4 separate regions of the Homo sapiens genome follow, and regions 2, 3 and 4 are each linked to region 1. A link is a contact called in ENCODE Hi-C or POLR2A ChIA-PET data. All regions are on one chromosome and are shown on one strand. The core of a region is the stretch at or near the end of the contact, and the rest is flanking DNA. Distances in the headings are between cores, read along the strand shown.

Region 1 (5,372 bases), core at 830-3,329:
ATTCTAGGCATAATCATGTCATTCTTGCTTGTTGGTGCCATGAAATAATTAGCCCACCATGTAAGGGCCCAACTTGATGCTGTGCTTAAGAGTAGAGCCTATATTCTTGATTCTTGTGGAATTTGTGTCTTATATGAAAGTTTGCTTGACCCACCAGTTGCTTCTTTTTGCTTTTAACTGTTAATATAGCTCCAAAAGCTATTGCCCAAATTTGTCAAAATTCATATTTAAAAGTTCTGCTGTTCAATGAGCTAGTCACTAGCCAGATGCAATTATTAAAATTAAAATTAAAAATGTATTTATTCATTTGCACTATCCACATTTTAAGTGCTTGATGCCTGCAGGTGGCTGGTTAGTGGCTACTATGTAGACAGATACAGAACATTTTTCTTGTGGCAGACAATTTTGCTGGACAGTTTTGCTCTAGACTGAAGCTCTGCACACAGTACTTCCCCTGTAATAACTATAGACATCTGGCTAGTTTTTACTGTGTTACAAACATTTTGCTAATTCAAGTTTGGAGACAATGGATTTCATAAAGAAATTATAATAAAATATACCTGTCAATGTACAATGTAGTGTTTCACCATATTATGTAATAAAATATCTTAAGTGCTAGTTTGGAAAATTTGCTGTTTTTTGTTATAGTGTTTTTAACATCTTTTGCCCTCTAGAACATTATTCTCAAATTTTAAATCCATATAACTATTGAAAAATCTGTATAAGTATTGATTTCTGCTTTTACATCTTTAATCATATGAACCAAAAGAAATACAACAATGAATCATCTAATATGTTTGAACAAAAATTGATGGGTTTTTCTTTTTTGAAAGTTTTATTTGGAGCACTGAGCTTGGAATATAAAATAAATAAAGACAACATGGAATTTAAATTTGGATGGGTAAAATAGAAAATGAAGTTTAGAGGCTTGATAGATTGACAGATCAAGAGGGGTAAAACAGAAACTATTGCTATATAAGCTCAGGATGAAATACTAAGTAGAGACCTCAGCCTATACATAAAAAGAGATGGAAAAACTAAGAAAATGCATGTTTGTTTTGCAATTTAAATTTTTATTTTCAGATCTTAGAGGACAACTATATCATTAAATGTTAAGCTTGCTAAAGCAGTATTTTTTAGGTGTCTTTAAAGTAACTTACTACAACTTCCTATATTTTTGCAGCATCTTCTAATGTACATGAAAGTTCAGTGAATGTACATGAAAGTTCAGGGACCACATGCTTAAATACTGGAGTTGAACGGAGAACTAAGCTTGTTTTGAAATAATTTTTGTTGTCCCTGCTTCCAAATTTGTTGTGGTAGTGGTTATATGAGTCTTTTATTTATTAGGAGATTAGGAAACTGCTTTCATAAATGGACATTATACAAGCATCTTCAAGAAACATGTTTCGCTTCTCCAGCTCCAATTAGAAAAGCGGTAATCTCCATCCCAGCCTTCTGGATGGCTGGCCTCTCTTCCTAACTTTCTTACCCGAATACCTCTTTATAGGAGGCTTACTACATGCCATTTGCTATGCTAGATATTGTGGGTAGCAATGATAAAGGCCATCTTCTCTATTTTATTTTTGGGCATCCTCAGGGTTAATGCCGTCATCTTTTCCTTCAACAACTGCAGTGGTCTCCTTAACATTGTCTCTGCTTCTGGATCTTGGTCTCCCACAAACCACTTCTCACAGTCATCAAAACAAACTTCTTCAGATCATAATTCAGATTATGTCACTCCTCTGCTATAAGCCTGTTCTGTTACATTTAGAATGAAATCCAATCTTTTAAAAAATAGAATAAAAAAAAATATATTTTAGGAAGCCATGTCATCAGAAGTGTAATCCAGAGAATAATATACTCTATAGGTCTAAAAAAAGATTTTCTAAATTATGCAATTATATTTTGATAAATACTTATAAATATTCAAATACAGACATCAGTAAAATGAAAAGTGAAACTCATTTCACCCATTTCATTCAATTTCTCCCCCAAGATGACTACTGTTAATTGGGTCTATATAGTTTAAGGCCTTTCCTATGAAATTACGTCCATGTTGTACGTTTGCTTTACATATGTTATGGACTGGAAAATGAAAGCAGTTGTGTGGAAGGGTTCTTATGTTACAGAAGGAAGTCACATTTTTTTAGTTTCCTTTTAACTTTCTTTAAATGAAAAGGAAAGAATGTTTTAAGTTATATCTTCAACTGCTAGAAAGGTAGTATACTTAGAATTTTTATGGCCCTTTCCTAGGGATTTATGATTTTCACATAAAAGAATGAAAATTGAACACACACTGAATTATACTTCTAAAACATACTTGAAATTTTTTGCCTCTCTCTATTCGTGTTACTTAACCAGTGCAAACTTACTGTAAGTAACGAAATCATTGAAGAAATACACAGAAAATGAAAGTAATCCATAATCTCACCTTCTGCTTTCTAGAGATGACTCCTAATATTTTGACAGGTGGCACATACATATGCATGTATGTATGTGCATATATGTACATTATATATGTGTGTGTGCATGTGCATATTAAACTTGATATTCAGTGGAATCATAATACATAATGTTTTGGTTTCCTTAATTAGGTTATTGTGAAAAGCTTTCCTCTTCATATTCTATTTTTAAGCAACCTGTCCCAATCTGACAATTTCTCACTCTTAGTTTAGTGGTTTTGAGCTGTGGCATACTGGTGTTCCCTGACAGTGGTATTGCAGGTGTTGAAAAATTTGTAGTGTGATAACCTAGCCTATAGGGTGGAGCCTGGAACTATGACAGTTGTCTTTTTACTTCAAGGTGCCACACAGTTGTTGTCATCTCCTGTTTGTTTTTCATAATATAAAAGCATTTGGGAAGCACTGCTAAAAATCCATGCTTTCCCTGTCTCCCTCCTCAAACATGGACCTCCCCACACTTCTCCCAGCTTCCCTTATTACCTCTCTGAGGCTCTTCTCCTCACAGCAGACTGATCTTTTAAAAACACATGTCAGATATCAGGAACTTAGGAATTCTACCCCATATCCTCCACTGGCTTCTCAATGGAGTCAATAAAATCCAAATCCAGTTATTGGCTAGCTCCACGTTAAATTGTCTTCTGCTCTCTGCCTCCCTCATTCAGCTTTCTGATCGTGGAATGCTCCAAGATCATTCGTATCTCAAAGTCTTTGTGCCTGTCATTCCCTCCGCCTGGAATGGCATTACCTCCATCTTCCCATTCTGGTCTCTACTCATATTTTGCCTTCTCAGAGGCTGACCTAATTACCCCGTCTCTACCCTTCTGTTCGTTAACTCCTTTGCCTCCTTGCCTTAGCACTTTGGTCACTGTTCCATATGCTTGTTTAGTGTCTTTCTTCCATACTAGCCTGTTTTCCATGAAGACATCAACTTTGTTTTATGTTTTTCATCTCTTGTACATATCAGGTGCTCGAGAAATAATTATCTAATGAAAAAGTACATATACAATGAAAAAAGTACATAGCGAAACTAACATTTTTATTCAGTATTTGTTTCCTTTATTTCATTTTCCCAGTGCCTTGGATTTTTCTGGTCAGTTATCTCTAGTGTTAGCATGAGCACTTCAGGAAGAGGTAAGGGAGAGATATTAGCCAGTTAAACCATGCATGATTACTCTGTGATATCAGTTTTATGTAACATATTTTGATCTTTTTAACATAGTCAAATGGATGTTGTAACACTTGCTTGATTTAACATTATATTTTGGTCTTTATTATAGAAATTTTAAGGAATTTCACATAATCACTATTTTCTTATAGAAGAATATAGGGACAAGCAGAATGGTGATTTTCTTAAAGGCCTTATTTCTTAAAGAGAATAAAATTTAGTTTATGTATAAAGAAAATGATTTTATTCTCAGACACTTTCCTCCCTGTGTGTATCCCCTCAAATTATCACATTTAAATAATTCTCAGTGGTCCTAATTGATTTCTGAATAAAATATATTCTGGCCATTTTTCTTTCTCCCAGGATTTATTATGAGCCATGACAATAAAGTTTAGGTCTATTTACAAATCAGAGAACCTTCATATTTTTGAGAACTGGAACTTTGAACTAGATTAGTTGAGTATATCATGTTGGTTTTTTTGGTGACACGCAGTATAGAGAAAATTAAAAATGAATTTCCATCACACCTATCTTTGAAAACTGAATTTAGCTTAAATTGAAAGGGGTGAAAAGTTGGCATTTTATTACATCATTTCACTTATCTTATAAATCTTAGAGTGAAGACAATGTTTATGACATTATTTTAAGTCTGAAATTAAATTTAAGTGAAGCCTTTCTGAGACTTATTTATTTTAAACACTTGTTATTGCATTTTGGATTAAAAAATTACATACACAAATTTGTTTTCCTGAATATATAATGTGTTTGATCTCTCCATAAATATGTATGTTAATATAGCACTAAAATCTAAATCTTTCCACATTATTGTACACGTAGGTATGCAATAAATATTTCTTGATTGGTTGACTAATATCCAAGCATATTTAGGCATACTATTACATGTTTAGGTCTTTCTGATGAGATTCCAGTTCTTGAATCTGGTTGTTGCTACCACACTGACCTTTTTAAGGTGCAAATCACATTATCCCTCATGTAGAACCCTTTAAAGGCATTACAACACCTTCAAAAATAAAATAAAATAAAATGAAAAAAGGCAGACTCCTTTTTGTGGTGTAGAAGTCCATGCAAGATAAGGTCCCAGCTTCCTATCTCCCAGGTGTCTTTTTTTTTTTTTTGGATGGAGTTTCTCTCTGTCTCCCAGGCTGGAGTGCAATGGCGTGATCTGGGCTCACCACAATCTCCGCCTCCCATGTTCAAGCAATTCTCCTGCCTCAGCCTCCCGAGTAGCTGGGATTACAGGCATGTGCCACCATGCCTGGCTAATTTTGTATTTTTAGTAGAGACGGGGTTTCTCCTTGTTGGTCAGTCTGGTCTCGAACTCCCGACCTCATGTGATCCTCCTGCCTCGGCCTCCCAAAGTTCTGGGATTACAGGCATGAGCCACTCCATCTCCCAGGTTTTAATCTCTTCTGTTCTATTCTTCCTAACTAGATGTTCTACAAAATTGCTTGTGCCAATAGCTCATTATATTTCCTCTTGTCAGTCTTTTGCAAATACACCTTATTTGGTCTGTAACGCCCTCTTTTTTTGCAGTGTTTTAAAACTGCTTGGAATCATCTTTTTTTTGAATCATTGTCCGCTTTCCCAGATAGAAAATAGTTTGCCTACAGCCGGGCATGGTTGCTTACGCCTGTAATCCCAGCACTTTGGGAGGCTGAGGCGGGCGGATCACGAGGTCAGGAGATCGAGACCATCCTGACCAACACGGTGAAACCCCGTCT
Region 2 (5,372 bases), core at 1,087-3,586, 400 kb before region 1:
GCATCCCTCTGACAAAGCTAGACAATGTGTATCATTTTCTGCATTTTAAGTCACATGACTAACACTTATTTCAAGAAGAAAATTAATGTCAAAGGCATAAAAAAAAGAACACAGAAATTTAAATCCATACACTTTTGCATTTCTACCAGTTTTTGTTACAAGTAATTATAAAGTGATTTTAAAAAAAAATCCACATGCCCACTGGAACAAGTCTACTATTTTAAACATCTGGCCTAGAAAATATATGCAAAGATACTTTATTTCACTTTCTTAAAGAATCATTCCTTGTCACCCAGACCTGGTCAAGTTCCTTCAGCTTAAACTTTAATGGTTCTCCTTAACAGTACTCATTACAGTAATAATGAATGAATAAATGTATACTTAATTATTTAATACCTTCCTTCTCCATCCCACAAGAATGTGAGCTCCATAATGGAAGGGCTGTGTTTGCCTTGGTTTCTGCTGTATATGCCGGTTTTGTCCAGTACCCTATGCCTATATAGCTTCTAAATGAAAAAAATAAAGGATTAACTAAACTTATTAATCATGAGACTCTTTCTAGATTGATTCTGTATGGATTATCTAGTTTAACTAAGTGTTATTTCCAGTCTTCTCTTATTACTCTTCCATTTTGTGTCTGCCCCTTCTCCAGGCTAGGTATTGATACTTAACCAGTCTCTCCCACGGTTTTCTAACCTAGCTCAAGCTTAATTTCTTTTGTCTTAGAAATTATAAGATCTGGTAGTAATATACAAAACTAGCTTCTGCCTTGACCTCAGCCTCTTTCTTTTGTGAACTGCCTTCATATGCTGCCCAGAAGGTGGTATATAATTTATCTAGTTCCTACTCTTAGGGTGAATGTTGGATACTCCATCTGACAGCTTACACCAAACTTATTACAAAAAAGGGAAAAAACTTGAATTCTTTATTAGTTAAAACTCCTGAATTAGAAGTACTATAAACTAAATTTAGCTAAAGTAAGTGAAAGAGAGAATTTATTATAAAGATATAAGTACATTTTATTAATGACCAAGAACAGAAATGCAGGCTGGTTTTAGAGAAACACTGGAACTAGGAAGCAGAAGACATAAAAATCCCAGGAAATTCCCTTCCTCCTCTCACTTCTGCTTCTTACTGAGCATTAAGTTCATTTATTCACCTCTTTCTCTGAACACCCCAGTGATATCATAACTAAGATATCTCTTCTACAGTGTCCTAAGATTACATCTTATTCATTCAAGTGACTCTCCTTGTTTTCAATTTAAATTTTACAGCCCAGATTTAAAGTCCCAGGAAAATAATGCTAATTAGGCCATCTTGATTCAGATGGTCACTGGATTAAAATAAACCATCATCAAAGAGGAAGAATCAGATTGTGCCAACAGGGCTATTATGGACCCACCCCCATGCTGCTATGGATTAGCCAAGTGATGAGAGGAGTAGTCAGGAAGGAGAAAAATATGAGAGACGGAACAACACTCTAATATGTCTACAAAAATAAAATATATATTCAAAAATCTACCAGAAAATGGAATTTAATGCTTTTCAGGTCTCTAGATTAAATATTAATTCATTCGTATACATTAAAGAGAAGAAACAATAAATGTAAAGATTTTATACTTTTTACTATATTAGAATTTTAATTCTGTTCCAGCCTGGGCAACATAGCAAGATTCCACTGCTACAAAATAATTTTTTTAATTAGCCAGTCATAGTGCATGTATGGAGTCCCAGGAGTTTGATGTTACAAAGCTATGATTGAGCCACTGCACTCCACCCTGGGCAAAAGAGCAAGACCCTGTCTGCCACTGCCTCCCCTCACCGACCAATCCACCACAAAAAAAATTATTTTAATTCTATGGACAATGAAATAGAACCAAAATAAGGGCAAGGTCAAACTAGAAGATATTAACAAATAAATAATACCCAAAAATCTAGATTATAAAGGAGCTCATACAAATAAGATAGATGGTCCTAGCAAAGATTTTTTTTTAAATAGGAATATGTTCAAAAATTCTTAATTCACAGTAATTATAGTCACAACATTTACAATGAAATTGATCTTTGAGATAAAACTGGTAAAAATCAACACAAAATTACTGAATTACTCATATATAAGAATGACTCATAGGACTATCAGTATTTGTGAATAAAGAGTTTTGGAAACCCCAAGTGAGATGACTAATTAGCAAAGATTGTAATGTCACTGGGACTGAGAGAGCTACAAACTTACCACAAAAGAAAGAGGGTTTATCAAGCAGGGGTATGTTGGCATGCAACAAAAGGAAACGGAGACCAAGAGGGCTAGATTCACAGGGAATCTCCACCATTGTCCTGGAGAGAGGATGTCTAGTCAGCTGACATGAGCTTCCTTGCCTATGTGAGAGATATGTCTGACAATGAGGAAATGATGCCTTAAAATTGATTGACATCACCACAAAACATTTCATTTCCCTGGCTAACACCACTCAGGAGCCAGTATACTCTAATCCCTGACAAACTGCTCAGGTCTCTTTGGAGAAAGCTACATTTTGCTGGTCAGAGTACCAGAGGGGAAAGTTACACAGAGATTCAGAAATCTTCACAGGATCTCCCTTCCCTCAAGGCTTTGGCTGAGTATTAATCAGGGTATTTCTGTGAGGAAACTCTCTGAGGATGGAAAAAGAACAACCCAAAAGGATTAGAGGAGAAAATTTACAGAGTTTTCACAGGGCCAAGAATAGTTTCTCTACCCACTAGTCAGAGTGGAAAATGGGGCATTGAGTAGTATATGCATAATGGCTTTTCTTCAGTAGCGTGACAAAATTAGCTGCTCTAATCCCACCTAACAAAGATTAAATTCAAGACCTGAAAGAACCCATCTGTTTCCGAGTAACTTAACTATGTCCCAGAACAAAGCTCAACAACATTTATAGTAATACAAAAATATCCATCACTCAATGAGGTAAATTTCACAAAGTCTGCCATACAAACATAAAAAAGCAGGAAAATAAGACTCATAACGAAGAGAAAAAATTAAATCAAAACTGACCCAGAAATTATGAAGATGATAGAACATATAAACAAAGACATTAAAACAGTTATTACAACTCTATCCAGGTGTTCAAGAACCAATAGGTCCCAGATATCTATGTTAGTTTTCTGCCTTAATGATGTGTCTAACACTGTCAGTAAGGTGTTAAGTCTCCCACAATTATTGTGTGGTTATCTAAGTCTCTTTATAGGTCTCTAAGAATTTGTTTTATGTGGCCCAATGTTGGCTGCCTAAATATTTAGGATAGTTAAGTTAAGTTAGGATAGTTAAGTTAAGTTAGGATAGTTAAGCTTAATAGAGGAAATATTAAGCATTTTAAATAGAAACATGGATGATATGAAGAAGACCTAACTCAAACCAGAGATAAAAATAGCAAAGTAAAAATAAGCTTTAATGCTTAATTCAAATCATACATAAAAATTAACTTAAATCATAGCCCTAAGTGTGAAAGTTAAAACTGTAAAACTTCTAGAATAAAATATAGTAGAAAATATTTGTGACCTTGCTATACTGTTTATATTGTTTTTTGTGTTATTTTTACATACTATGTAGAAAGCATGAACGTAAAAGAAAAACTGATGCTTGTACTCCATCAAGATTAAAAATGACTGCCCTTTGAAAGACACTTTGACAAAAATAAAAAGGCAAGATAAAGTCTGGGAGTAAACATTTACAGTACAAATTTCTGACAAAGGATTAGTTTCCAGAATATATAAAGACCTCTTACAACTAAATAATAAGAAAAACAATCAAATTTTAAATGGACAGAGAGTTGAACTGATGCATCACATAGAAAGATATATAAATTGCTAATGGGCATATGAAACATCATTAATCAACAGAAAAATCAAAATTAAGTCCACCAAATGCCCGTTAGAAATTGCTAAAGTTAAAAGTCTGACAATACAAAATACTGGCAAAAATGTGGAGCAATTAGAACTCTACTATAATGTTGGTGGGAATAATCAACCATCATTTGGAAAACATTTTGTGAGTCCCTTGTAAAGCGAAACATGAACAGAACATTCAAACCAGTCATTTAATTCTTATTTACCCAAGAAAATTAGTAATACTTGTTTACAGAAAGAAGAAGACATTTATGCAGCCAAAAACACATGAAAAAAATGCTCACCATCACTGGCCATCAGAGAAATGCAAATCAAAACCACAATGAGATATCATCTCACACCAGTTAGAATGGCAATCATTAAAAAGTCAGGAAACAACAGGTGCTGGAGAGGATGTGGAGAAATAGGAACACTTTTACACTGTTGGTGGGACTGTAAACTAGTTCAACTATTGTGGAAGTCAGTGTGGCGATTCCTGAGGGATCTAGAACTAGAAATACCATTTGACCCACCCATCCCATTACTGGGTATATACCCAAAGGACTATAAATCATGCTGCTATAAAGACACATGCACACATATGTTTATTGCGGTACTATTCACAATAGCAAAGACTTGGAACCAACCCAAATGTCCAACAATGATAGACCGGATTAAGAAAATGTGGCACATATACACCATGGAATACTATGCAGCCATAAAAAATGATGAGTTCATGTCCTTTGTAGGGACATGGATGAAATTGGAAATCATCATTCTCAGTAAACTATCGCAAGAACAAAAAACCAAACACCACATATTCTCACTCACAGGTGGGAATTGAACAATGAGAACACATGGACACAGGAAGGGGAACATCACACTCTGGGGACTGTTGTGGGGTTGGGGGAGGGGAGGGATAGCGTTGGGAGATATACCAAATGCTAGATGACGAGTTAGTCGGTGTAGCGCACCAGCATGGCACATGTATACATATGTAACTAACCTGCACATTGTGCACATGTACCCTAAAACTTAAAGTATAAATAATAAAAAAAAAGATTTAAAAAAAAAGAACTTGTACAAGTATATCCAACACAGTGATGGGTAAACAAATTGTGATATATTCAAACAATGGGATACTACTCAGCAGTGAAACAGAACCAACTACTGATATACGCAACAGCATGGATGAATCTCAGAATCTTTATATAGTGAAATAAAACCAGGCATAAAAGACTATACACTGTATGATTCCACTTATGTAAAAATCCAGAATAGGCAAAACCAATCTATAGTGATAAAAATCAGATCAGTGTTTGTTTGGGGCAGGAATAAGTGCAGGTACTGACTGCAAAAAGGCACTGGGTAATTTTTGAATGAAGGAAATATTCTATATATTCGGTTTCGTGAAGGTCATACAGGGAGAACATTTGCCAAAGCTCATCAAATTCTGCACTTAAAATGAATGCATTTTGGTATGTAAATTAAATCTCAATAACATTGATTTA
Region 3 (5,372 bases), core at 313-2,812, 380 kb after region 1:
TTCCTATAATCCTATAAATATAGATTATGTATGTACTTCCTTCATTTTGTAAGTATAAACAAGTAATGAGCAAGAGATTAAGTAAAATTTTATTTTTTATTATCTGCTAGATTTTCAAATTCTGTGAAATGAAAATTTTGGTTAAAGATATTAATTGGCTAAATTCATTTTTAACAAGTACAAATTATTGGTCAATTATTTAACTTTAAAACATTCACTAAAGAAAAATAAAAAGCAAGACTTACTTTAAGATTAGTAGTTTTATGGTTTTGTATATTATGATACTGGTAGATTTTGTTAGGCACTGCTAAATGACCAGTGAATAAGTGTTGAGATGGGAAAGAAAGTGACTTCAAGTTAGTGTGCAAAAAAAGATGATAAAACTTGGATTTTAGAAATGTCTGCTTTGATGCAATAGTCAAGTTCTTGAATTTAAAAACTTTACATTTTACTTGGAACATCTAATTTGTTTCACACTCAATAAATACTTGGAATCATCGCGTCTTTTAAAACTAAGATTTTAACAAAAGTTGTGAAATGAAATGTCTTTAAATGAAATACTTTTTCACAGGAAATAAAACTTTTTACATGGAAATGGTCAGTCATTACTTAAAAATACTTTTTTGTTGTTATTTTAAAAATAACTTATTAGGACAAGTTTTTTGGGAGGCAATTTTCAGCTACTCTACATAAACAGATTAGCTGTCTGATTTTCTGGTTCTTACAAAAAATAGATAGGACTCAAGAGGTTTTTTGTCTACATTAGAAGGGTTGGTTTTAGTGATTCAGCATTTATGTCAGTTAAGGAAAGAACACCTGCCCCATAAACAATGTGTGAATTCTAACCTTCTAACCACAGACCAAAGTGCTTTTTTTTTTTTTTTTTAATTTGTCTTTTGGCATCAGGAAAAGCTTAAAACATATTCAAAAAAGTTTTTTTTTTTTCCTCAGGACTCCTGAAATCAAATCATGTGAGTTCAGAAATAACTGTTCATTAGCAGAAACCACCCTGATTTTTAAAATGACTAACAGTTGTCCTAACCCATCTATCTAAACACAGCATATATATTTATTCCAGTAATTAAATAAAGATCAGCAGCTATTTGGCTTGCTCAAAGAGTTTATGGAATTTTGAAATAATGGTAATTTGAACTAATCTTAGATGAGATACAGGCTTGCCCTCCATTTTTCCCTCCCTTCCATCCTCCTTTTAACTTTAGACAAATGAGATTGGATAATTTTAATGTACTGTTTGACGCAAATTTACTTTGAGCACCTGTTGTATGCTGTGGTGAAACATGATGCATGGAAAAGGGGAACATATAAAATAAAAGCCCCAGCCATCAAATTTTTCATTCAAAGAAAAGATACATAATATAATTAGAGGATAATAATAGAGATGGCACCTAAAAAGTGGCAGATCAACTGTACATGCATTGCATGCCTAAAAAATGGAGGAAAACGGCATGGCTGTAACCTGCGTGACTGGGCTACACCCGGGGGAGGAGTCTGGGCAGGGTGGGCTTCGCAGCTGGGAGGAAATCAGGTGCCCGAGGTGGGGGCGCATTTCCCGGAGCTGGTAGGGAAAATACCAAACTGTGGAAGTGGCCTAGGCAGCCGGGTTGTAAATAGTTGAAGACCAGCTTGGTTAGGATCCAGTCCAGCAGCTCCAGCTCACGGAAGGCCAGAGGCAGCTTCTCCATCCTTCTTCCCCGACTGCACTAAGTCCTCGTTTTTTTTCTTTCTTTTTCTACACCCTGCCCGCAAATAATTTGCTCATTTTTTAAAAAAGCAATATTCTACATTTCTGGTAAATCTGTTCTTTTTTTTTTTTCAGAGTGACACAGCATTCTAGATCACTGAAACTAATCTCATTTTACAGAGACATTTACACACATTTTTAGAAAATTATTTCAGCCATTATCAATAAAGAGAAGAATAAAACTTTCTTTTCATATTAACAGGAGCAACAATTATCTTTCTTCATGATACTTAAATATAAGGAAACAGATAATCAATGAGTAAATGAATGTCCAAGAATATTCATTTATCCAGCTGACACTCTTTGAGTGGCTACCTAATACCTGTCAGGATGCTGAATTTGGAGCAATAAAGATCACACAATCATCATGGCCCTAACTCTCAAAAAAGTCCAAGCCTCTTGCAGAGTTAGACATAAGAGTTACAAAGGCATTTTAAGATATGCTATTTGTTAACATATGCTCAACAGGTTAGAGGATCATTCCTGGATTGATATTGTTTCTGTCAACAATAATTAGAACACCGAAATTTTCATGTAATATACCTCAGAGAACATTTTCCTCTGTGCATTAGAAATAGCATTCTTTTGAAAAAGATTTTTTTTCCTAAATTGACATCTAGCAAATTACTTCTTATTGTAACAGAGGCTTTACCATTTAAATTAGTATTTTAATCCACAAAGATATAAACAAGAATACAATTTTTAATTTCTGCTGTTAAGAAATTTCTCTTCTTACTAGAAACAATAAGCAATTCATTAAAAACCTGACAGTGGAAATTAACTACTGATAGATGCCATTCATCTGACAAGTGACCTATAGCATTTTATTTTTACTGCTGGGCTTCATGCTAGTTGCTTTTCTAATTCAGATCCCTTTGAAAGACAAAGCAGAATTATTCAAGAAAGCATCATGTTTTTAGAAAACCACAGGCTCACTGCTCAGTAATATTCAGAAATTTCTATTTATTAATTTATTGAGAAGTATTAATCTCATCTTATTTATTAAGAGTCACTAGAAAAAAATTCATGCCAACCTTTCTGGAGAAAATGACTTTTGGTCCCAACTGACCAGAATCCATTTTGTCATTCACCTTAATTTGGTTATTTTTGGTCGATACTCATAGCCTTCAGTTCTTGAAAGTAGATGATAGCTATCAGTCTCTTACCCCATAAACCTGAAGGCCTAGTACAACCAAAAAAAGTCTAACATCAAATTTTGCCAAATGTAAAAAGCATTTTTTTTTTGCAAATAGATATAATAACAGCTATATGGCCACGTGTCAGCTTGATGTAGTCCCAGCTGTCTTTTGAAGCTGTCTGACAGTACCTTGCCTGAAAAGTTCATTAGAGACTTCTGCAACTGTGTTTCAGCAGCAGGATTCAGCTACCCTTCTAGTTAGAATCAGGTAACAAAACTGTTTTGAATCAGCTGCTGAGCTGGAACGGTAGAGCATAGGGCCCATGTTGGGTTCACAAGATTCTTATACCACTTTGCAAGAACAGGAATGCCTATGTTATATTTGCAACTAATGAACACATTTTGAACACCACTGATTTCACCCATGAAGCAGCCTTACTAAAAACCATTATTCTAATTAACAAAGCCTGTATTAATAGGAAACAAAAGCATGTGATATTTGCGGTAGTTGTTTTAAGAGCATGGACCTTTGATTAGTCTTTGCATGTTGTGTAGCCACCCTGGGTTTTATTTCTGATTAGTGTATCTCAAATGAGAACTAGCATTTTCCTGATCCTTTCCCTGTGGTTAAAACTCTTGAACAGATGCATACAGGCATACTTCATTTTTTTTTGTGCTTCACAAGTAAATATTGCTTTTTCTTTTTTAACAAATTGAAGGATTGTGGCACACCTGTATCGAGCAATTCTATTGGCACCATTTTCCACCAATGTGTTCTCCCTTTGTGTCTCTGTGCCACATTTTGGTAATTCTTGCAGTATTTCAAACTTTTTCATTAGTATATTTGTTGTAATCATCTGCAATCAATGATCTTTGATGCTACTATTGTTATTGTTTTGGGGCACCACGAACAGTGAGCATATAAGATGGAAAATTTAATAAATGTTGTGTGTCCAACTGCTCCCTCGACCAGCCATTTCTTCCCCATCTCTTCCTCTCCTTGTGTCTGCCTATTCCCTGAGACACAACAATATCGAAATTAGGCAAATTAATAACCCTATGCTGGCCTCTTAAATGTTCAAGTGAAAGGAAGAGTCATACTCTCTCACTTTCAATCAAAAGCTAGAAATGATTAAGCTTAGTGTGGAAGGAACGTCAAAAGCCAATATAGGCTAAAGGCTAGGCTTCTTGTGCCAAGCAGTTAGTCAAGCTGTTATTGTAAAGGAAAAGTTCTTGAAGGAAATTAAATGTACTACTCCAGTGAATATATGAATGATAAGAAAGAAAAACAGCCTTATTGCTGATAAGAAAGTTTTAGTGGTGTGAATAGAAGATCACATCAGCCACAACATTCTCTTAGCCAAATCCTAATTCAGATCAAGGCCGTCAACATCAAGGCAGGACCCTCTACCAGCAAAAAGATTATGACTCTCTGAAGACTCAGAGGATTGTTAGCAGTTTTTAGCAACACATTGGTTTTAAATTAAGGTATATACATTATTTTTTAGACATAATTCTATTGGATACTTAATAGACTACAGTATACTGTAAATATAATTTTTATATGCACTGAGAAACCAAAAAATTTGTGTGACTTGCCTTATTGTAATATTCATTTATTGCAGTGGTCTAGAACCAAATCTGCAATATCTCTGAGATATGCCTAGATGTATTTCATTATCTAGCTGAAGTATTTTAAGTAAATTATAAGGGTATTATAATAATCTTAAAAATTTATTTCCACGTATGTCCAAGATGCTCTATTGTCACTCTGAGTGGAGGCAGATCTAGCCATAGTTAATTGCTTTCGTTTAGTTTTGTTTTCACACTATATCTTTAACTAACTCTTAAATCCATATGCTATTCTAAGTTGATTTATGTTGTCTCCTGACTTTCCTTTACCTGCTTAATATGCTACAATATTTGCAAACCTAACCAAACTTTGCAATTTACTAAGGAACTTTAAAATACTGCATATTTGTGGGTTTCACCATGGAGAATCTGGTTGAGAATTTTGGAAGATAACCCAAGAATCTGTATTTTAAAACTTTCCCCATTCTAAGACAGTCTGTATGCAAACAATTGTTGAAAAGGAATTAGACAGGACCATCTCTGTTTAAGGATGACCATTTGATGTAAGAAACAATATATCAAGAACTGAACTCTTTGCTTCCTTCCCTATTTTTCTGCATCAATGAATCTTAGTGCCCTATCATTCTCCTAATACCCCAGCACCTCAATCTGGAAGTCAGTTCGATCTTATTTTTTTCACTTGAAATTCACTAGTGCCAGTGCCTGCTGGTGGATCATTTTGATATTTGCAGCTGTCATCTTATTTAGACGCTTGTGCATGCCTGGTTCACTCTGTAACACATTTCATTGCCTGTAGTGTCTCTTGCCACTCTGTGACAACTGAGGAAAAATTTCTTACAATAACAATGCTATATTGCCTGCATTTCCAATATATTCTTC
Region 4 (5,372 bases), core at 815-3,314, 360 kb after region 1:
ATCTCACATGATTCTAAGCCTTCCGGCTTGGGAAACTAAGAGAATAGCAGTGTCATTAATTAAGACTGAGAATACGAAGATGATTATCACAGAGAGAGCGTCATCTGTCGCGAGAGCAGAAGCAGATGGAGCCTAGGTAATTGTAAGAGATTGGTGATACGAAATGGCTGTTTGGCTAGTAGGATAGAAATTTGACTTGGGAATATTAAAAAAATAAGTGATATCCAGCTTGCATTAGATATCAAATGAAATGTATTGTGGCATCAGTTCTAACGGATTCATAATTTTTAAGGAGCAGTCCACAGAAGCCTCTTTCATGTATTCATCCACATGAAATACACTACTAGGCTGTAAACTGTGGGGAGGGGTATGGAAGGCAGACAGATCAAGGGTAGGACATTTTTGGACAAAAAAGTTGCCAGTGAGGAATTTGAATCTAATGATAGTAAACCTGTTGATGTGGTCAATCGTAAATTCTACTTTTATAAAGAAAGAAATGAAGCTGGACTGATTATTGAAAATGTCAAATAGGATTACAAAGAGTTGAAACAGTTTTATAAGCTCCATATCAAAACTAGGCAGTTTTTATCTTTCTAGGTCATTTACATGATGGCCATGGTAGAACTGAGATGTCCCCTGACCCTCTGTATGTGGCTATGCTCTCTGCAGCCTAAGGCCAAAACAGTTAATAGATAAGTGCCTGGGTTTGGTTACTAAAGAAAACGTGTAGATTCCTGTCATCTTTCAAGTGTATACATACCAACCAGTATTCTTTATTTTTTTTTTTTTTTTTTTTTGAGACAGAGTCTTGCTGTGTCATTCAGCCTGGAATGCAGTGGCATGTTCACAACTCACTGTAGCCTCAAACTCCAGGGCTCAAGTGATCCTCCTTCCTCAGCCTCCTCACAGCTGGGACTACAGGCATGTGCCACCATGCCTGGCTAATTTTTTAATTTTTTTGTAGAGACAAAGTCTCACTATGTTGCCCAGGCTGGTTTTGAATTCTTGGGCTCAAGCAATTCTCCTACCTCAGCCTCCTAAAGTGCTGGGACTACAGGTATGAGCCACCGTACCCAGCCTCAACCAATATTCTTCTACTTTACCTTAAAGAGACTTAGGAACTACCACCTTTAATTGTATATATTTTAAATATTGTTTCAGTTACATGCAAAAAATAGAGAGGGGCAGGATTTTGAAGAGATCAATGTTCATGAGTTTTCTCCTGCTTCCTTTGGTGCTGATCATTTCCCCTCCTAAATTTCAACAATAAGATCAGAATTGTGGAATTGTGAACTTGGAAGAAATTATAAAATTTATTGGACTCTTCTACTTCATCTCCATTTAGTAAATAAAACAAATGAAAATCAGAGAAGACAAGGCTGACGTTAGCCTGTAAATCAAAAGCAGAACTAAACCCAGAAAATGCAGGTTTCCTGACAAGTAATTTTAATACTTTCTACTATAGTGTAGAGATTAGAAAACTCATTTTAATGTACTTTGTTAATTTACTGTATCATTTTGCATATTCTATCCCTACCCTACCCTCCTTTAAGATTCAGCAAAATTTTTAATGTGGAAGAATAAAAAGTGGTTTCAATACTCTCTCCAGAGTATAGTATCAGAATTCTAAAAAGAGCTGACGCAAAGCACTTTTATTACCAATTTTAATGTAAAGGCACTGACAGTATGCAAATAAGGCACAAAGCCAAGCTTTAGAAATGAACTAGAGAGATAATGAATTCACATGGTGCCATTTTTAAGATTAGACTTTAGTCCTATATTCCTGTTCTTTGTTGGTGGGCAAGCCACAAGCAACTCTGACCTCAGTTTTGCTACCATAGTAGATGCACACCTGGATTAACAAAGGACAGAATGCGCTACTTAGCACGTCTCATTTTTTGGGCAGTGTCTGTTCACCCCACCCCCATCCTGTTCAACTTCAATGTCAGAAGGAAATGAAGCCACAATGTGAACAAAAAGAGCTATAACATTTTTTGTCTCCTGCTTCCCCCCTCCCTCTTCATTGTCCTCCCCACATAGAGCTACTCCACCCCACTCTGGCTGTAGTGTGACATTCCTGCCTGCCTGAGGAAGAAATGGTGAGCAGGGGCTGCAATTGCAGACAAGTGTCACCCAGAAGCCACAAGTTTCTGTGAGCACCAGGTCTACAAACTACCCAAGGCATAGCAATGGCATTATCACTGGAAGAATTCGTCCACTCCCTTGACCTCAGGACCCTACCCAGGGTTCTAGAAATCCAGGCAGGCATCTATCTTGAAGGTAAGCACTCTCCAATACCTTTACTGGCTAGAACATTCTTGTAAAGTATACATTTTTGAAAATTGGAGGGGGGGAATTTTAACAGCAAATATGTGAGTTCTGGTAAAGGAAAGGCGATCACAAAAGAAAGTAATGAACTGACCAACGAATCGTCAAAAGCCAATGGTGTTGGAGAGGGGAGAAACTAGACAGGACTCTGGGACAGACAGAAATAAGGAATTGAGTGAAGCTTCTTGAGCTTTCTGTAGGCCTTGAATGGTGAACTATTTCTGCCTTTGCTTTGAAATTGGTTGTAATCAAGAATAATAAATTTAGTTATCAATATTTATGTTTCCACAATATAAAAAATAAAATTTAGCTTGCTAAAACAAAAGCAACTATCAAAGGCACAGTGTTTAGAAAGAAGTATTTCCAAATATTTCCCAAACTTTTAGCTCCTAAATGTTGCTTATACCAATGTTTTTCTCACTCTGTAGTGGCCTAACTCCAAATTCCTTAAATAATGAAAATTTTAATTTGAAGGTATAGAAATTATTGCTACAAGATAATTTTTAAAAATTGATGTTGAAACTCAGAGTTCAATTAAACTTATTGAATAATAAGATAGTGAGTTTTGGTGTAACTCACTATGTTAATTCAGGTGAAAGAACATTATAACCTCCAATATACAACCTAGAATCTTTACATGGTTAGTTTGAATACATAGAATACAATTAATAATTCTGTAGGTGTATTTCTGGCCTCAAGAGTGGTAGAATTGAAGCAGTTGTAGAAACAGATCAAGACAAAACTACCAGGAAAATAACTTAACTGTTGGTAGGCAGGTCTTTCTTGTTCGTAGACAAAATAATGTATTACATATTATGTTGCAAAGTAAAAGAAAGATTAACACGTCAGCTCCAGTTTTTATATATATTATATATATATATATATATATAAAATATACACACACATACTTGCAGGTGATGAATTGATATGGGCTGTTATCAGCTTAGTGTACAGTTTTATTTAACTAATTTGTAAGTTGATTTTTGGAATCAGACTATGTTTTGCCGTGTATAATCATATTATCAATGTCTCTATTTCTAAGCCAGCCCCAAATCATTTTTTGTCTCATGGTTTGTGTTTTTTAGGCTTTACGTAAAAAGTCTTTCTTTATGTCTACTTTAAAAAGATATTTTCCTATGTTGTTTTTATCAACTTTACGGTTTCATATTTTGCATTTAGTTTTTAGTCTATTTGGAGGACAATGTTATGAATTGTACAGGGATCCAATTTTAGTTTTCTCTATACAGTTCACCTGATTTCCAGGTACCATTTGCTAAGCTGACAATCTTTCCGCCATTGATTTTTGTTGCCTCCTTCAAATCATATTATATGTTCACCTCTGTATCAGTCTGTCTCTAAAATATCTCTTCTATTCCATTAGTTTATTTTTTTTCTTAGCTGCCCCCAAACACACTATTTTTGTAACTATGGCCTTGCAATACATGTTAATATAGAAATGATGTATAGACCAATCCCTTGTTTTCAATCCTTTTTTCCTAAATTGGCTTAGATATTCATAGACTTTAAAAATGTTTTTATAGATACATAATATATATACATATTTATGGGATACATGTGATATTTTGATACAGTGTGTAATAATCAAGTCAGAGTAATGGGGATATTATTCATTGCCTCAAACTTTTACCATTTCTTCATGTTAGGAACATTCCAATTCCACTACTCTAGTTGTTTTGAAATATACAGTAAATTATTTTTAGCTATAGTCACCCTATTGTACTACCAAACACTAGATCTTATTCCTTTTAACTGTGTTTCTGTACCCATTAATCAACCAACCCCTCTCTATCCCCCTCCCACTACCCTTCCCAGCACCTGGTAGCCATCATTCTACTCTCTATCTCCATGATATCAATTTTTTTAGCTCCCACAAATTAATGAGAACATGTGATATTTGTCTTTCTGTGCCTGGCTTATTTCACTTAACCTAATGTCCTTCAGTTCTATCCATGTTGTTGCAAATGACAGGATTTCATTCTTTTTTATGGCTGAATAATATTCCACATTTTATTTGTCTATTCATCTGTTGATGGACATTTAAGTTGATTTCATATTTTGGCTATTGTAAAAACATGTGAATGCAGGTATCTGTAATATATTGATATCTTTTCTTTTGAATATATATCCAGCAGTGGGATTACTAGGTTGTAAGTAGTTCTATTTTTGTGTGTGTGTGTGTGTGAAAACTTCACACTGTTTCTCATAGTGACTGTACTGATACACATTCCCATCGAGTATAAACGTTCCCTTTTCTCCACATCCTCTCAAACATCCATTATTTTTTATCTTTTTGATAAAAGCTATTTTAACTGAAGTGAGATAATATCTCATAACTTTTTCAATGAGTTTTTATTAAATCAATTGATTCTATAAGAAATCTAACTGGGATTTTTATTGGATTTATTGATTTGGTAGATTAAGTTGGAAAGAATTGACATTCTATATTGTTTTAAGAAAGAATGTAGTGTCCCTCTATGTGTCCAGACCATCTTCTTCATACCTTATTATTTTACTACTATGTTTTACTTCAATTAAGAGGGAAAAAACTAAATACCTTGATCATTTTCACAGTGTAAACACATTCATGTAACTGCCACCCTGGTCCAGAAATAGAAAATTCCAAGTATTCCAGAAGCCCTATCCTGTGCTCTTTCTCAGTCATTATATACTATCTCCCTCAAGTGTAACCACTATCATGACTTTTGTCCATTTATGACCCTTACATAAATGGAAAATTACAGTATGTATTCTTTTCTGGTTGGTATATCTGTTTAACATTATATTTGTGAAACTAATCCATGCTGTTTTATATATAGTTCATTCATTTTCAGTGTATGTTATTCCATTAGATGAATATACTACAATTTATGTATTAATTCTACTGCCAATAGGCATTTGGATTATTTCTGGCTTGGAGTTTCCAGTAATTTTGTCATGAAAATTCTTGTACATGTGTGCCTACGTGTATATGCATTAAGTAGGGCATAAAAGTAAGTAGGATTACTATGTCATATTGTGTGTGT

What was found. Hi-C counts contacts between places; a loop is a spot of excess contacts on that map. ChIA-PET counts read pairs that join two places held with the same protein, here RNA polymerase II (POLR2A). Pooled maps may share reads with other maps.
Region 2: a loop to region 1 is called in a pooled map, with 9 times the contacts of the local background. The contact joins two enhancer-like sites. A Hi-C loop is called at or near these places in 2 of 37 single-sample maps with no recorded cell type and 9 of 50 pooled maps. POLR2A ChIA-PET finds 5 or more read pairs at or near these places in 1 of 52 experiments (activated naive CD4-positive, alpha-beta T cell).
Region 3: a loop to region 1 is called in a pooled map, with 4 times the contacts of the local background. The contact joins two enhancer-like sites. A Hi-C loop is called at or near these places in 1 of 168 maps with a recorded cell type or tissue (naive thymus-derived CD4-positive, alpha-beta T cell), 2 of 37 single-sample maps with no recorded cell type and 6 of 50 pooled maps. POLR2A ChIA-PET finds 5 or more read pairs at or near these places in 2 of 52 experiments (H1 and Panc1).
Region 4: a loop to region 1 is called in a map of naive thymus-derived CD4-positive, alpha-beta T cell, with 2.2 times the contacts of the local background. The contact joins the promoter of THEMIS here to the enhancer-like site in region 1. A Hi-C loop is called at or near these places in 1 of 168 maps with a recorded cell type or tissue (naive thymus-derived CD4-positive, alpha-beta T cell) and 7 of 50 pooled maps. POLR2A ChIA-PET finds 5 or more read pairs at or near these places in 3 of 52 experiments (Panc1, activated T-cell and naive thymus-derived CD4-positive, alpha-beta T cell).

What each region holds. Positions count from the first base shown.
Region 1 is chr6:128,256,623-128,261,994 of GRCh38, reverse strand. The region is part of intron 3 of PTPRK (protein tyrosine phosphatase receptor type K); the gene reads left to right. Among named protein-coding and RNA genes, the nearest start is that of PTPRK-AS1, 230 kb to the right of the region's middle. Within about 2 kb of position 2,079, at least 2 of the 41 ENCODE cell types and tissues checked have a DNase peak (open chromatin) inside an H3K27ac peak, as active enhancers do.
Region 2 is chr6:128,653,160-128,658,531 of GRCh38, reverse strand. All of the region lies in intron 1 of LOC105377998 (a long non-coding RNA gene), which reads right to left. Among named protein-coding and RNA genes, the nearest start is that of PTPRK, 140 kb to the right of the region's middle. RefSeq lists an enhancer at 1,797-2,996. Within about 2 kb of position 2,336, at least 5 of the 41 ENCODE cell types and tissues checked have a DNase peak (open chromatin) inside an H3K27ac peak, as active enhancers do.
Region 3 is chr6:127,876,086-127,881,457 of GRCh38, reverse strand. The region is part of intron 1 of THEMIS (thymocyte selection associated); the gene reads left to right. Among named protein-coding and RNA genes, the nearest start is that of THEMIS, 22 kb to the left of the region's middle. Within about 2 kb of position 1,562, at least 2 of the 41 ENCODE cell types and tissues checked have a DNase peak (open chromatin) inside an H3K27ac peak, as active enhancers do.
Region 4 is chr6:127,897,750-127,903,121 of GRCh38, reverse strand. THEMIS (thymocyte selection associated) reads left to right here and starts at 2,064. Exons shown (of 6, transcript NM_001010923.3): 1 at 2,064-2,280. The coding sequence starts at 2,190.